Regions from separate parts of the Mus musculus genome. Here region 2 is linked to region 1. A link is a contact called in ENCODE Hi-C data. All regions are on one chromosome and are shown on one strand. Each heading gives the region's core, a stretch centred on a gene start or an enhancer-like site at or near the end of the contact. The rest is flanking DNA. Distances are from core to core; before and after follow the strand shown. Region 1 overlaps Fli1 (Friend leukemia integration 1). Region 2 overlaps Ets1 (E26 avian leukemia oncogene 1, 5' domain).

Evidence for each region. Hi-C counts contacts between places; a loop is a spot of excess contacts on that map.
Region 2: a map of T-helper 2 cell shows a loop between it and region 1 (2.9-fold over the local background). The contact joins two enhancer-like sites. A Hi-C loop is called at or near these places in 6 of 37 maps with a recorded cell type or tissue (T-helper 17 cell, T-helper 2 cell, regulatory T cell and 1 more).

Annotation. Positions count from the first base shown.
Region 1 is chr9:32,503,010-32,508,631 of GRCm38, reverse strand. All of the region lies in intron 1 of Fli1 (Friend leukemia integration 1), which reads left to right. Among named protein-coding and RNA genes, the nearest start is that of Fli1, 36 kb to the left of the region's middle. Within about 2 kb of position 2,316, at least 1 of the 3 ENCODE cell types and tissues checked has a DNase peak (open chromatin) inside an H3K27ac peak, as active enhancers do.
Region 2 is chr9:32,702,691-32,708,312 of GRCm38, reverse strand. The region is part of intron 3 of Ets1 (E26 avian leukemia oncogene 1, 5' domain); the gene reads right to left. Among named protein-coding and RNA genes, the nearest start is that of Ets1, 69 kb to the right of the region's middle. Within about 2 kb of position 2,077, at least 1 of the 3 ENCODE cell types and tissues checked has a DNase peak (open chromatin) inside an H3K27ac peak, as active enhancers do.

The DNA.
Region 1 (5,622 bases), core at 1,067-3,566:
AGGCCACTTATAATCTGGTCAACCTCACAGGTCTCACCTCCCTGAACTGTAAAATGAGGAAATTATTTCATAAGGCTCTGGTGAGGATGAAATACAGGGAGATAACGGACACAAAGTGTTTAGTTCCTTACCTGATAAAGAAGGGCTCCTGAGTGTTCGAGTGGTTGGGAAAACAAGGTCTACTGCTCACAGGCCAGAATGACAGCTAGGGGAAACGGCTTCAAGTTCTCAAAAGGGAAAGTGTAGCTTGGGGGTGCCTAGATCCTGAGCTCAGCCAATCGGTCTCCGTCTCCATGTGTTCCTGTGATGAAGTCAGCCCAGATCTGCACACAGCTCAAAGGCTGGATCTAATTGATGCTTGTCTGTAGAGCTAAATATCAGCCTCTGAGGCTAGTCTGCTGCAGACTGAGCCCTCACTACCAAGATTTAGTGAATGGCTCAACGCTGAATGGAGTTAATGAGAAGCAGAAATTTCCAGCCACACGTGTGCTGATAAACGTGGAACAACCTACCGTCTGGATTTGTGTAGTGTTCACCTATTTCCATGGTGCAAATGGTTGCTCTGAGGCTGATGCCAGGCTACCAGGATGATGTTTCTGACTGTGGAGCTAGGAAGAGATGCTTTCTCAGCTCTCGCACACCCCTGCATCCATACCCCCATCCCTGAAGCTGGCTGAAGCTCCTCTCACAGCAGGGTGGGCTCCTGTTCTTCAGGCCAGGCTTTCTTGCCTTATTCCTGTCCGGAGGAGTTGAAGGGGAAGGGAGGGGAGGCATTCCTACTTTCTCCTCTGTCCTGTGCTCGGCAGAAGTATAGCTTCCCACCCAGGAGCCACTTCCTCTCTGTCCAGTTCCAGACTGATGAGCAAGTCCATTTTCCCCATGAGCTGAAACAAAACAAGACAAAACAGAAAAGTGGTCCTCCCATGAGCCTTCGTCAGAGCTCAGCTTTAAGATGAATCAGGGCAGGCCCAAGTGCATACTCTGGCGTCTTGGGGTTTACCAACACACTTCCTCCACAGAAATACTGTTGCTGCTCTTTCTCTTGCCCCTGCGAATGAGGCAGCGACAACTCAGCCACACCTGCACCTGGAGGTGAGGTGGCCAAGGCTTCACACTCCCAGCTTCCCCTTACCGCTACAGCAGGGAGAGTATGACTTCATCAGTTCAATGACAATTCTAATTCAGGGGGCGGGATGCTGGAGACAGAGGTCTCAGCAGTCCTCTGTGTGTTCCCTTGTAAAGATGAAGGTACTGAGGCCAGAGGGCAAGGTCTCAGGCAGGTCACTTCTAGAGACGGTGTTCTCTCTCCCCTCTCTCTCCCCTCCCTCTCCTCTCTCTCCTTTCTCTCCCCATCCTCCTCCCCACCCCACCCCACCTCTGCTGCTGCTGGGCAGTTTTCTGAGAGTTAACACTGATATTTTGCTCACGTCATTTCTTCTATAACCGCAGTGCTTCTGTGGGAGTAAGCACCTGCCCCCAGCAAGTTCTACACCTTCTTCTTCTTGCTCATAGCCCTGGGCATCCTGGCAGATTTGCAGATGATCCAGATCCACTCCAGCTCTGCAGTGAAAGGAGCGATAGGAAAAGCAGAGTTGGGGGTAGACACCCAGGCAGTTCTGTCTTAGGATATCTTCCTTCAAGTCCGGGAAAGAGCGTGTGTCCTCAGTGTCCTCCTGTAGCAACAGGCATCTCCAACTACCAAGCACGCCTGCATTGCCTACGTTAGCCAGGAATATGACAAGCCATACATACAAAATAGGGACCTTCTACTAGTCCCCTAATTGTCACCCGGAGCTTGTCTGTGAGAGTAGCTGCCCACTAAGCCCTAGGGATAAAGGGAAAGAGAAGAGCCTACAGCTTCCCACAACCTCATCTCTGACCACCAGAGAACCCGCCCTTTAGCACGGAGTCTTCTCCTAGTGCTTGAGAGCCACACTGGGTCCATGCAGTGAGGATATGGCTGCCTGTGAACCTCCTGGTTCACGGAGAGTGGAAAAGCTCTTTCCTAAATCTTACTAGACAGTAGTTCGCATTTCCTCCGTGGGGACCTTATCTGCTAGTACATTAAGACCCCAACCCAGCTCTGCCAAGAGACTGTTATGCTCTGCGGCTCAAAGAAAAAAATGTAGGAGAGGAGTTGATTAACTGAGACCGGAAAAGAGCTTTTTCTATGTATAAACAATGAGCCCATGTTCCTGGCAGGTCAGGTGTCCTGATCTCTCTCCCAGGTGGGAGGGAAGAACTGCTGGCCGCGCTCCTCTCACGGCCCTGAGTTTAGGAACAGGATTTCCTCTGCACATTGTCAGAGAGCAGATAAAAATCTTAATCTCAGGCACACACAGCCGCAGGCCTTGGGGCCTGCCACTGTGTGCTTAGCTTTCAGAAGTGAGAACGAACAATGGCTTTGGGACTCAGTATATAAGTGGGGAAGGCAAAGAAAGAGACCAGGGTGGAAGCTAGCGGGATATACAAACTTGCTGTGGAAGATGCAGGGCCATCCAGAGGGTCCAACCTGCACACAAGGCTCAGAAAATCCTGGGTCCTCTTTTACTGTTTTTGGCTTTCTTGTACCAGGTACAAAGCACACTGGATAGAGGTCTTTACCATTTTGTTTGTTTTCTTTGTGTGTGTGTGTCTGTGTATCTGTGTAGTGGATGCACACTTGTGCAGATGCACTCGTGTGTGTGTGTGTGTGTGTGTGTTTGTGTGTGTGTGTGTGTGTGTGTGTGTGTGTGTGTGTGTGTGTTGGAGGTTAGCTTTGGGAATCTTACCTTTATCATGCTCCACCTTGTGAGCCAAGGTCTCACACTGAACTTGAAGCTTGCCTGCTATCCAGCCCCACACAGGTAGTCACCACCACTGCTGGCTTTTATGTGGGCACTGGGGTTCTAAATGCATGTCCCCATGCTTTCACAGCAAGCACTTTACCCACTGAGCCATCTGCTTCTCACGACTGCCCCACACTTTTTCTTAAAGTGCTCAAATAGAGGCACTCGCCTCTGCGCTGCAAATCGGGCTCTTAGGAAGAGCTTGGCATCTCAGCAGAACTCAGAAGCTGGGAAAAGTTTCAGTCTTATCCTCCCAAATGTTTGTGCTAAGAGCTCGCTCGCTCACTTATTTTCCCAACATGCATCCTGTGCCTTTTCAGAGTAGGAGGAGATGAGAATTTTAGAAGTCTCATTTATTATGTGGTGCTGTATCAGAAAGTGCTCTGCACACAATTTTGCCATTGCCACACTTAACTGCAAAATATTCCTTATGGGAACATACAGCTTATCCCTATTGAAGGAGTTGGCCAACCAAGTTAGCATGAGAAATTTTAGGGTGTATACATGTTGAAATGCAGACCCATTCTCCACAGGATCCCTCCATCCCTAACTCCATTTTGATGAGCGTGCACTAAGCACTCGCTGTGTGGCACTGTGCTATCTAAATGGTCTCTACTTATAGCATCTCCTTTTATCCTCAATATCCCACAGTCCTTGGGAAAAAATTCTTAAGTTCTTCAGGTGAGCAGTATGCATATGCAGACTAAAGCTCCGATGCCCACCTACATGAGTCAGTCCCTCCTCAATCTCACCATCCCTAAGCCTTGTTCCTGAGCTCATTGAGTAGAGAGGAGGCCTGAGTAAAGAGCCAACAAGAGAAGCTGAAGCCCTCTGCCAATACAGAGGACCTGCAGCAGATTCCAGGCTCCCGGCTGATTCACTGGCTTTCACAGCAGCAAAGAAGGGCTCTGTACACAGCGTAGGCCGAACTCAGAGGACTCAGATTTTCCTTCTGATGGTGCCTTAGGAAACAAAGGAAGTCTAGGGTTTGGGGTCACTGAAATCTCATTCTATGGACTTTCTGCTGCCGATGCCTATGGTAGGATCTCAAAGCCGCCAAACCAAGGGACATATAGCGGCTACACCAGGAAGAGGTGCATGAATTATTTGCCAGTGCAATGCATCAAGAAGAAACAAAGAATCTAATTAGTGTTTTTGGGGGGAGGACCCAGTTCAGAGAATGAATGTTTTTTCCAGAGGTACTGTGTAAAGAGGCTCATCCTCAATTGTCCTATTGTCATTTCCCACCTACTATGAACCTCCGATGAATGTATCCAGAAACCCTTTCGAGAGGAAAGTGGACAAGCCCTGTCACATGAAAGTGAAGATGCCAAGAAGGTCCAATGTCCCTCTTCCTTCCCAAGGGGAGGAACTCATTCCACACGTGCTGCTCAGGGAAAGAGGCCCTTGGGGGAAAGGAGGATGCTGTGTCCTTTCCAACCTAAGAAGTTCATCATCGGTGCAAAACAGCACCTTTGGATAAACACAATGTGGCTATATATACCCCTTGCCATTTCCTGTTGCTCTTGTAGCTCACGCAGGCTCGAAAGTAGGGTTAGCCTGTGACCAGAAGCCACATGGTGACATGCATATTAGCCCGTGCCCTCTGCTTCCTGCACTGCTCGACACTGGAGCCAGACTAATGCTTGTGCTTCCCTGGAGGGGAGGGAATCCTGGGAGTCAGGAGGCTTGCAAGTCTGCCCATCCGTTCCTTGTGCGCAAACTGCCTGGCTACAGATAGATCCAGGAGAGGGCCAGCACGCATGCCTGAAGAGTCGTGAGAGTGTAAAGTTTCCACCGCAAAGCAAAGGTCAAGTCGGAAGGGGTAGCTAGCAAAGTGAGCAGCCTTCTCGATTTTGTATTAAAGGGGGCAGCCTCAAGAGACATCTCACATAGTGAAGTTATGTGAAAAACTGCCTGGTAAAATTGAAGTTCGTGGCTGTGTGCTAGAAATCCACCATTCGACAAATAGCAACTGTGTGTGTGTGTGTGTTTACTTCAGTATCTCTTCTCATCTTAGGATTTCAGAATGTTTCAGTAGACATCTCACAGTGTAGTTTTGGAGTAGAGAAGAGTGGGTGGCAGGTGGGACTTCCACTTACTGAGGAGTGAGAAGGAGACATGAACACAGAAGCTTGTCCAGAAACCTGTTGCAAGCCAGGAAACGGGCAAAGATAAACATCTCCAGGCCCTCCCGTCTCCTTCTTCTCAGCCAGCCACTAACACTTTATTCCCGACCTCCCTTCCTCTCACTCGGGAGGACTGAAATCTTGGGTAGAACAACACAGGTGCTTGGTTTTCCCAGAACTGAGGGTGGAATCCAGGACCTTGAGCATCCCAGGCAAGCACTCTCCCCCTGAGCTTTGTGCACAACCAGAACCATGCATTCTGAACAAGTTTTTCAGGAAATCCTCATGACCATATAGAATCATTGTCTGAATCACACCGGCACCTTTTTCGGTCAGTCAAGTGCTTGCCTTGCAAACATAAGGATATGGGGTCCGTATTCAGAGCCACCACAAGGACGTCAGGTATGGTGGCATGTAAGTGTGACACCAGTGTCAGTGGTGCTGAGACAGACAAATGCCTGGGACCCACAAGGTGAGAGATCCTGTCTCAAAAAAAAATGTGGACAGCATCTGAGAACTGACCATACAGACACTGTGTAGTTCATTTATAGGGTAAGTGGCTATGGAGGGCTGCCTGTTGCCTAGGCATGATTCCAGGGTAGGATCTGCCTTTACAGAGTTACATGTAATGGGAGAGAGACACATATATCACACACACACACACA
Region 2 (5,622 bases), core at 828-3,327, 200 kb before region 1:
AGAGGAGAGTCACCTTCTGGATGCATTAAGATTTACTTTATATGTGTTCTAAAATTTTCCTGACAAGAATTGAGTGCCCAGACTAGAAAGTGCCAAACTTAAAGCTCTTCTTTCTGTTTTTGCTATAAGCTGTTGTACCACCACCTCCTTCCCATCCTTACCCCCCACCCCCACCCCCGCCCCACGTAGTCCTCCAGGGAACACCATGTTATTGGGCAGCTACTTAGGATTGATATGCATTTGCAAGAAAATAGTAGCAAGCCCAAGGGAATACTTCTCAGGTCAACAGTTAGTTTGTCATTTAGCTTGCTTCCAGCAAGATCAAAACAAGGAGAGGAGGCAAGGGTACTGACATGTCTTAAGAAGAATAATTAGAGATCTGGTCCAATCTAACTAGTTTCTGAGTGAACACACACACACACACACACACACACACACACACACACACACACACCTATACCTGGTGCCACAGCTTAAATGGTACTTCTGTTTTGAATAGGAAGAATACACCATTCATCTAAGATGTCATTAATTCTGGTATGCCTCTCGGGCACAGTTCTTTTATATAACACGTACTATGACATTCAAATTTTTCTACTCTGTTTTGTTGTGTTTAGAAGCAACCTCCAGCTGTCTGACTTTCCCTTTGTTCATAAAAATCCACCTCACTCTACACACACGGAGGCACAGAAGGCCCAAGCAAAGCACATTTCAGTTTAATACAGGAAAACAGGGCTGGGGGATTCTTTTCAAATCTCTTAGGAATAAAAATACAAAAGAAAACCAAGAAAACAAAAACAAAAAAACAACAAAACAACAAAACTCAACCTTCTTAAGGTCCAAAGTCAACCTCTCTCCAAAGAAAAGTGCACATTAGTTTGTCCAGTGCCCTACAGAGCAAGCCACTTTCCTGTCTGCTCCTGGTATTTTGGGTATCTCTGCCACTTTCCTAGATGTGACATCAAGGGTCTGGGCACCCTGTTCCCAGATCTCTAGTTAGCACCCATGTAGACTCACTGAAGATGTAGAGGAAGGGTACTTGCAGCAACAAAAAAGGGGCGACTGCCTTGCTGACATTTCTGTCTCATGTTAGTGGTTATTATGACTATTGTGGAGGCACTCACCACACAAGAGAAATATATAAGCTGGGTGGCTAAATGGAGCCATCAGGACATCTGACAAAGTCCAGCTGTGGTTTTACCATATGGTGCATGTGGCACTGAGAGAACAACTTGGCATCCCTTCTGTATACTCTCCTTTTTCACAAAATATCGGCAACTCATAGGGATTACTGGGGTCTCTGCTGGGTAAAGGCGTGTGTCAAACTGTAACACATTACCAAATTACAAGGCAGTACTTAGGCAGACTGCTAAACATGCACAGCAGATCTCAGTGTCCCCTCCGAATTCAACATCTAAGTATTTCAAAAACCGTGTTGATATCATCCATGTGATTTTTAGAACTGGCTACTGCTGGGTTTGAATGTGTGCTTAGGACCTTTGTGATAAGGTTTTAACATCTCACTTTCTTATCTATGAAACGGGAATAAACGTTTCACTACTACAGAGTAGGATAAGACAATCAGGGTCTTTGCCGCATACCTAGTATTCAAAACCTAATATACAAATATATGTATGTATATATGTACACACACACACACACACACACACACACACACATGGAGGGGGGGAACACCACAACAGCACCAAAAAAATAAAGATGGGTAGGAGTTAGATCTGCCCTCTGATAAGAACTCAATGGCAGTCTTCCTGGTTTTCCTTCCAAATCAACAAGCTGTACCTAGGCCCTTGTTTCCCAAAGAAGGGGTAACTGTCACAGATCTTTCTCAAAATGTAGAAATAACATCAATAAAATGAGATCACAGATAACAAACATGCGTAGGCGACGCCACAGCCAGCCACAAAGGGAGCCTTTGAGAAGCGAGAGGGTCGCTGTTGACACACCAGCACACAGTTAGAGCTTCCTGGATGACTGGGAAGTCAAAGCAGGTGGCATCTTGCCTGCCCCCAACTCCACCAGGCAGGCCATGCCCATGGAGGGGTCAGCCGGTTGCTGCCCAGGAAGCACCTGTGAACAGTCCCACAGGCAGGCATGGGCCCTTCCCTCTGTGCAAACAGGCAGTGAGGACCTTGTCTCACCAGGCTTGTCAGGAAAAGGTGCTGAGATGCCTCACAGCGGAGTACATTCCAGCTGCAGGAGGGGACTGTTTCTCAACAGAACAGAGCAACAAGAAGGGGCAGCTTCCATGAAATAAGTCATTACTCAGACCGCATGGGCAGCTGTGAGGATACAGCTGGGTTCGTTGCTCTGCCTACCAGACTCCTAACCTACATTATGTCTTCCTCCAATTCAGACCCCTCCCTGGAACTGCCTTTAGCTGGCCCTGTGGCCAATGATTATGCAGAAAAGGAAGCTGTTGTACTGGAAGACATGACTCCTGGCCCAGCACTACCTGAAATGACATATTCAGAAATGATCCCAGACAAGTTGAAACCAGGCATTAACTGGGAAGCCTGTTACATGTGATCGTTGGGATAGCTTTGCACAATTCCTAATATCTTCTTGTACAAGCTGCCCTTTACAGAGGTACCCAAAAACTCCCCAGTGACTGAGTCAAAGTAGTGACCTGTCTACCTCATCAATAGCAGTCTATGTTGTTTACCAGCCTTTACTGTTGCCCAAAGTCACAAGCCATCAGTGTTAAGAGAAACCTTAGCTTTTCTAAGTGACTTACTTGGCCAATTAAGAAAGTGAGATTCAAAGCCCGGCGTGGTGGTGCACGCCTTTAATCCCAGCACTTGGGAGGCAGAGGCAGGCAGATTTCTGAGTTCGAGGCCAGCCTGATCTACAGAGTGAGTTCCAGGACAGCCAGGGCTACAGAGAGAAACCCTGTCTCAAAAAACCGAAAAGAAAGTGAGATTCAGAATAAATGAAATTATTTTTTCCCAGAGTCATACAAGCAGGTACACTGATATGGCTAGAATCCTCCTGACAGGAGCTCACTCATGCTCTCTCTCTCTCTCTCTCTCTCTCTCTCTCTCTCTCTCTCTCTCTCTCTCTCTCTCCCTCCCTGTGTGTGTCTGTCTGTCTCTGTCTACCTCTCTCTGTGTGTCTGTTTGTCTATCTATGTGAGTGTCTGTGTTTGTGTGTGTGTGTCTGCCCCCTCTGAAGTTGAACTTACAAAGTAAACTTTATATTTCATAAATAATACTTAATTTTACTCTGATGATAGGTCCCTCTAGTCAGTCCTGATTATTCTCCACTGAATTCTACACATGAGTAGTATCTGGATGGTGTAAGACAACTTACACAAAATATAAGGAATTTATCTAAAGGTTAGATAAAAATACCAAGAAAAATAAGAATCAGTATAATTATAAACAGAAGTTTATAATTAAGTTTATCACACTATAAGTATAATTTAAATTCAGACTTATCATATATTTTTATTTTGAATATGAATGACAATGAATGACCTTAGGAAAATTTGAGTTTCGTTCACACAACACACACACAAATAAATCATTCCTTTAGGAACAGGCACAAGGCCTGGCACGTAGTAGAAGCTTCTAAAGCCTTAAAAACAATCACCCGGAGGCTCACAGAGACTGGGCTATCAAGCAGGAATCATCTAGGGGCCAGACCTAGGCCTCCTACATTCATAGCAAATGTGCAGCAGCTCGGTCTTCCTGTGAGTCCCCTACCAAGGGAAGCATGGGCAGTCTCTGTCTCTGTTCCCTGCTGTTAGACCCCCCTTCCCCTACCCGACTGCCTGGTTGGGCCTCAGTGGGAAAGGATGTACCCAGTCTTGCTGGGACTAGATATCCCAAGATAGGGTGGTACCCAAGGTGGGGGGAAGGGAGGAGAGATTTGTAGGTGTGACTGGGGGCGGGGGAGCTGTGATCAGAATGTAAAGTGAAGAAAAATAATTAAATTATTGAGAAAAAAGTCATCTACAGACATAAATACCTGACTAAGTTATTTTCCATTTCTTCCCTTAAAAATATGTACCTGATTGATTCTGTCATGTTCTTTGAGGTTTAACGCCTATTCTGATAAACTGATACAGAGGTTTTAGCAACTAACAGTTATGAGTGGGAGGGAAAGTAATGCAAAGAAAAAAAAAAATGCTCAGCCCTCTCAGCCTCTCAGAAGCCTGCTCAGTAGCACTGTTCTGTCCTTGAAACCACCATCTTTGTTTTAAGCGTTGAAGTTTTATTATTTTCAATTATGTGTTCCTGAGAGAGTGTTCATGGGACTGTGGGTGTCCACTGAGGCCAGAAGTGCTGGGTCCTCCCAGAGACAGAGGTACAGCCAGCTGTGAGCCACAAGATATGGGTTCTGGGTACCTGAACCTCCGGTCCCTACAAGAGCAGTAGGTGCTCTGAGCACTGCCCATCTCTCCAGTCCTACCTCCCTATTCTTTAAGACAAAGGTCTTCCCGTGGCTCTTAAATCCTGACATCTAACAATTCTTTTCACTCTCTTATGAACAATACTTTATCCTTCAAGTCTTTCTTTATTCCAAACTTGCAGAGTTCTCATGTTGTTCTATATTAAAAGTAATTCCCCCTTCCCCTATGGCTCCTCAAAATGCTTCCGGGTGGCCTGTGATCTTCAGAAGGTTGGCCCATGAAAGCATTGTACCCAAAAACTATTGGAAAAAACCAACCAAACAAACAAACAAAAACCCAACACTCATCAGGCACAGAAAACGCTGAGAGCCTGGACCTATGCATAGCCTCATATCTGGCATGGGAAAAACAACATCTGGGTTATCCTGACCAACCACAGAAGCATGAGAAGTTTACTGAGTGTGAAAATGGCATCACAAAGAACAAGCAAGAACAGGCCCGAGACTGTCCACCAGGACACCTGAGACAAGAAGTTCTGGTCCAGGACAATGCTTGGTCCAGAGGAGGATGTTTTTAAAGTCTACAAAATACCACTTAAATTCCTTTTATTCTTTCCCTCTTTATTAGTTCTTTTGTACTCTTCCTGCCCTCCTTCCTTCTTTTTCATCTTTTAGCCAAAAGGGATGTTGCAATTGAACCTACGTTCCTCCTCTCCTGAACAGATGAGGGTTTGTGCGGTATTGCTTTCTTCTCATCCACTTTAACGATACCACACACACACACACACACACACACACACACACACACACACACACTTTTTTCTTTTACATTTTTTAAATCAAAACATTATAAAAACTCATCTTGGATTAAACCCTAAAACAAAACAAAGTTTTAATTATCTTTACTTCTGTAAAGATACTTCCTGCCCCCAACTCAAAAGTTCATTTTTCTCACTCACACACATACTCCCCTCCTCCCTCCCTCCCTCCCTCCCTCTCCCCCCCCCCCCACGTGTGAAATGTATACAGTTCCCCTGCAGAAGAACTCTGCAAAACACACTTAATGGCTTCTCACAGCTACCCAGGGCTACTAGGAAGTTTCAAGCCCTCAGTGTGTATGAGGTACTGTTTTGACTGCTAAGAAACACTACGCTTTACATTGAAGACAAAATTAAAAGAATTACTCCTCACACTGAAGGGAAAACATTAAACTCTTAATCTGGTCCTGTTTGTCTTTAAGTGAGCATT